Regions from separate parts of the Homo sapiens genome. Here region 2 is linked to region 1. Evidence: chromatin loops called from intact Hi-C (ENCODE). Cell type or tissue: endothelial cell of umbilical vein. All regions are shown on one strand. Links, peaks and the distances in the headings refer to the core of each region. The heading gives the core; the rest is flanking DNA.

Evidence for each region. Hi-C counts contacts between places; a loop is a spot of excess contacts. Peaks named below come from ENCODE experiments on the same cell type or tissue, not always from the same donor. Only the 100,000 strongest peaks of a DNase experiment are listed, where the experiment ranks them.
Region 2: a loop joins it to region 1, with 9 times the contacts of the local background. A loop is called at or near these places in 2 of 110 quality-filtered maps.

Annotation. Positions count from the first base shown.
Region 1 is chr10:64,871,978-64,874,909 of GRCh38, reverse strand. The region is part of intron 2 of LOC105378336 (a long non-coding RNA gene); the gene reads right to left. Among named protein-coding and RNA genes, the nearest start is that of LINC02671, 51 kb to the left of the region's middle. In endothelial cell of umbilical vein, for the core only: no CTCF peak of the experiment used is centred there; a DNase peak (open chromatin) is centred at 1,609; H3K27ac peaks cover 2,058 bases.
Region 2 is chr10:65,339,937-65,342,868 of GRCh38, reverse strand. No RefSeq gene overlaps it. Among named protein-coding and RNA genes, the nearest start is that of LINC01515, 230 kb to the left of the region's middle. In endothelial cell of umbilical vein, for the core only: no CTCF peak of the experiment used is centred there; DNase peaks (open chromatin) are centred at 408, 1,118 and 2,268; H3K27ac peaks cover 2,500 bases.

The DNA.
Region 1 (2,932 bases), core at 315-2,814:
ATGAGTATCAGCTCACACGGGATTGGATTAAAGAAAAAAAAGAAAACGTCTTTTACCATAGATGGTGAAAGATGAGCCTTGACATAGTGAGTCAGTGCACAGTTCTCAAAGTGATATTTGATTTTTTTAACATCATGTCTTTCAGTATGTCTGTTCACATTCTGAGCAAACTCATCAATGGCACCAAATTACTAAGAACATAATGAAAGGATGCTAACTGATGCTGCTTCAAACACAAGATGGAGAAACTTCGTGTGAGCAGTCTTTGGGTTGTTACTAGTGAATCACAGAAACTCAAGCCCTAATTGGGTCATCTCTCTGGTTAACCAGGGACATTGTGCATTCCAGAGGATAACTGATAATGTTGGGATACATTTTTCATTGTCACAGCTGGAGGGGTATACTACTGACTCTTTGAAGACAGAGGCCAAGGATGCTGCAAGACATTCTACAATGCACAAAACTACCCATCTCTCCACCATGCCAACAAAGAATTATCCAGCCCAAATCATCACTAGTACTGACATTGAGAAACCCTGTTGTAGAACAATGTGACAATAGGGAAAGAGAAAATGCAAGAATACAGCCTGTTGCCTGGCAAGAATTATGCCATCTTGAAGCAAAACTGCCATGATGACCAATGTTTGACTCCTGCATACCAAAGTGTTCTGCAGCAAAGTCTTAAAACAATGCCCACAGCATAAATAACTCCTCACAAAGATGCATATCTAACATTCCCAGTGGTCACAAGTTTTGGCAAAAAAGCCTGAGACGTGACCAACCAGCTGCACGTGTTTTACCCTAAAACCTTGCTATGTAAAAGGTATTTTCTGGAGAGCTGGTGCAGGGATCCACCATCTTGCAGCCACCTGAGACATCACTTCTTTTTGTAAGTCTCTAGTAAGTAGTTTCAGAGAAACTGGATTTGTCAGCCTCTTTCTTTGGACTTTCAGCTCCCTTGACCCTTGGGTGTTTTTTGTTTGTTTTGTTTTTTTGCATGTATTATAGCCGCTCGCCGCAGAACAGAATCAGTGGCAACCCTGGTGAATAATCCAAGCTGAATAGAGTATTCATTTAACAGCATTGAGTGTGACAATTTCCCCATCTGTTTATTTTCACTCATTCAGCCATGATTTTATTTAGCAAATATTCCTGACTAATGTAGGTACTGTACTGAGCCTTGGTGACACAGCAGTAAGTAAAAAAGACAAATTTATATAGCTCTCTATTACTTTATGTGATTGGCCAAAAATAAATAACTGTATTTACTTGTCATTATTTTGAACTGGATGTGCCTGTGAAATTAGGTAATTATACAAACAGTTCTTTCTAACCATTGGGTCACAGAAAAGGAAACAAGTATCCGATGGCATAGTAAAACTAGGATAACTAAAGATCCTCCACAATTCAGATGATATTTTCTCCTAATACATATTTTTCTCTAGTTAATATTTGGTTGTAGAAAGAGATGTGATAATAAAGAGTCAGTAAAACAGACCGAGTAAAGTTAGATTAATCATCATCAGTCACAGAGGAAACTCTGAAAAAAATATTGATAAAGAAGCAGAAGAGAGAAATTATCTAATGTTTGCTTATTTTCTTTACTTTCCACATTGCTTCTGAGTCACTTCCACGTATAAATAAAGCAGGAAGCTGCAAGAACATAATCATCAGTGACATGCTGTTAAAAAAACAATCATGATCAAAATTTTCAAAAAAGTACAAAAGAGACCAAAATGCAAGCACTATAATTGTCAATGTACCTTGGTTATTAACTCTGATGAATTCAGCAAATGTCCGATACACTTACAAGACTATTTTTTAATCCCTCAAAAATAAGCAATTGAATTAATATGACATATTTATTTTCTTCCAAGAATCCTCAAAAAAGGTTTTTTTCTTAATTTTTATTTTTATATATTCAGGTGGTACATGTGCAGTTTTGTTACATGAATATATTGCACAGTGGTGAAGTTGGGATTTTGGTGTGCCCATCACCTGAATAATGAACATTTTACCCAACAGGTAATTTTTCAACTCTCATCCCTCTACCTTACCCCCTTTATGAGTCCCCAGTATCTACTATTCCCCTCTGTATGTTCATGTGTACCCACTGCTTAGCTCCCACTTGGGAGTGAGAACATCCAGCAGTCAATTTTCCGAGTTATTTTACATAAAATAATGTCCTTCATTTCCATCCATGTTACTGAAAAAGCATGATTTCATTCTTTTTTAGGTTGTGTAGTATTCCATGGTATATATATATACTACATTTTCTTTATCCAGTCATCCACTGATAGACAGTTAGGTTCATTCTCTAACTTTGCTATTGTTAAGAGTGCTGAAATAAACATATAAGTGCAGGTATCTTTTTAATATAATGATTTCTTTTCCTTTAGATAGACATCCAGTAGTGGGATTTCTGTATGGAAAGATAATTTTATTTTTAGTGCTTTAAGAAGTCACACTGTTTTCCACAGAGGATATACTAATTTACATTCCCACCAACAGTGTATAAGCATTCCCTTTCCTTCACTTCCTTGCCAATATCTGTTTGTTTTTTGTTTTTTGACTATTTTTATAGTAGCCATCCTGACTGGTGTGAGATGGTATCTAAATGTGGTTTTAATTTTAATTTCTCTGATGATTAATGACTTTGAACATTTTTTCCTACGTTTGTTAGCACTTGTATGCATTCTTTTGGGAAATGTCTGCTCATACATATCCTCTTCCCACTTTTTTTTTTTGAGGTGGAGTCTTCCTCTGTTGCCCAGGCTAGAGTGCAGTGGCATGATCTTGGCTCACTCCAACCTCCACCTCCTGGGTTCAAGTGATTCTCCTGCCTCTACCTCCCGAGTAGCTGGGATTACAGGTGCCCACCACCATGCCTGGCTAATTTTTGTGTTTTTACTTGAGATGGGGTTTCACCATG
Region 2 (2,932 bases), core at 149-2,648, 470 kb before region 1:
ATTCACATTTAATAATTAAGCTGTTTCAATGCCCACAATGTGCAGGAATTCCACTGGTTTTAATAAACTGTCCCACTAAATAACAATAAAATTCAACTCTCACAGTAGAAAGAGATACTCAAACCATTGGTATTTTCCTGCCCCCCACAACCCCAAAATCCCTGTCCGCTACTCACATCCTTTTGCTGTTGCTTATAAACCCTCTTTATAAGAGTCCACTGTACCTGATTAATGCTCAATTTGTTCTTCATTACTGTACTGTCTATGACTTCATTCTCAGTCTTCCTTAAGGCAAGTCCTGTGTATGCTGCAGTTTGATTAGTGGTAATGACAGTGACTGCAAATGAATCTGTCTAATAACATAGGGCCATTGTCTGTGGGCACGCAAAAGGAAACTGAGAATTTTCTCTCTGATGTGATGGCATTATCATCATGAAAGACATTTCCTTTTCTTGTATCTGGGCTTACTCTGACTATGGAGATTAATGAGAACAGGTGTTAAAGAGCCATGGTAAGCTGACTGACTCACACACATGGGACAAAGGTGTGTAAGAGCCAGCTGTGGTACCTGAAAGGTGGACTTTTCCTAGCAGGAAAACCACCAATAAAAACCAACAGCAGACATAACTGGAACAGGATTCTATAAAACCCCTGTGTGGAGGCTCAGGGATTCAACATTAATTTCCAGGAGAGCCAGGGCAATGGATAGAGTGAGAGAAACTCTGAACATTTGAGAATATGACCAAAAATATAAAACACTTTAGCATCTTCACAATCAATACAGTCATCCTAGTGTATATAAACTAAACATCAATCTTGGTCATAATTACACTTTCCCTTTTTGAATTTTTTACCTATTACAACTTTTAGATAATTTTAATCCTTGTCATTAAATTACTAAAATTTAGAAAGTAGAATGAATCAAAACAATGAGGCTTTACTAGTATATGGAGATAGCTTACTGGACCCTAACAAAGTAAATTTGCTATTAAGAAAGATATCTCCAAAACTATGTTTCTAAAAGGGACTTCCAGGGTCAAGCTAGGTCAGCATTTTGGTAGGATTGATGCCAGAAAACACAGCTGCTACTGAAACATTTTTTCAGAAAAGGAAGTTCACCCTCTGAGTCATTTCAGATTAAATCTTCATCGCAGGCCTGTGTATGTGTTTTAAAGGAAGGTCTATAATCAGAGGTCCAATTGTTAGCAACTCTGGACATAATCTCAGGATAACAATTCAACCATTCAAATGCTCAAGGCTGAGAGTAAATACCACTTTTCTGTGGTTAAGAAAATAATAAATTCCGGAGGATCCACCACAGATAGCTCAATTACCCCATCAAGAGTTATCAACTACAGTCAGTTCTCCTCTGTGCTCTCTGGTGATAATGCACACAGCATCTGTTCCATTTTTCTCTTTGCGTTGCCACTTCTGGGTAATGTTATTGAAGCATCACCAATGGGTTAAACAAAAGCTGACACTTCAAGAGGAAGGAATGAAAAAGTTGCAGTGCTCGGAATAAGACTATTAAACCTGGGAGGAGTGAACCTATACCTGGAATAGAGAAAATGGAATGAGGTAGAACTGTTTTCACTTTGGAAATAGAGGCAAAGAAATATAAGTGAGTGGGAAACCTGGAAGGAGCCCAATTAAGAAAACAGTAGAGTTTCTCCTATCCCTCTGGTTAGTAATATAGATCTGGGAAGTCCCAGTGTGAGCAGACATCCTTGACTTTGTAGTCTTAAAATAAATGTGAAAGGAATTTTAAGAAGGGCATAAATTTTACAAGATTGCCATAATGCAGCTCTAATGGTTTACTGAGAATAGTGACAAAGTATAGATATGTTGCTATTTTATTTTAGAGAAATTCTGACCTAAACCTGAAGGAAATTTTTCACTAACAAAACGAAATACATTTATTGAATCTTAGGAGATAAGGTTCACATCTTTTAAACTTGGCTTAAGCCATGCTTCAGGCATTATTACATAGGACAGTAAGACTTTTAGTTTTTAACTTTTTGTTAACTAAGCATGGTCTCAGGTTTTACTATATTTTGTTTGGTTTGAATTGGGAAGTTCAGCACTGGAAGATATATGGAGCAGAATTATAATAATAATAACAAAGCAACAACAAACTACAATCACATTTTGCTCTAATCAGTTATACTGAGTCCATGCTATTAACTACCTCAAATTTGAAGTAGATGGAAAGAAATACAGGAAAGATAGGAAATACTGGATGCCTACCAAGTTCTCACAAAATCACCATAATTCTGGAATTGTTTTCACTATTCCACAAATGAAGAATTATGACTCATTTAAGTATTATTTTAAAGCTAACACAGCTAATAGATGCGTAAACTGGAATGCAAACATAGCACATATGATTTTATACCTTGTGTTCTTTCCACTAAATCTTACCACCTACTAAACAATTGTATTATCCATTCTATTATGTGAGCCTAATCAGCAGAAAATAGCATGTTCTCCTCAGTAAGCAACAGATAAAGAGAACCATGGCAGCCCTAAATAAAATAATAAAGGAAGCCATGGAAAGTTTTGATACGATAATTTATTGATATCACTGCTTCTCCTCCACTTCTTCTAATAAAGTTGCTACAGTTTCCAGACCATATGTGTCCCTTAGCCTCTGGGCAAATTGTAAGGTTACCAGAAGAAACTAAACACAATTCCTCTTCCTGCCATTGTGAATATCCAAGCTGAAGAAATGATGCTTGATGTGCCAGAAAGGAAGAAGGGAAATGTCAAGGCCTTTAAAGGATATAGACAGGAATAGAGAAAGGAGGAGAGTTTTCCCCAAGTGTCAAGATAGATTTGAGGAACACAGATTTTCCAAGATACGGAACTAGATTTATGCCTTCAAAAATGCTAAAGCAGATGGAAAATAAATAGAACTATTTTCATTCTTCAG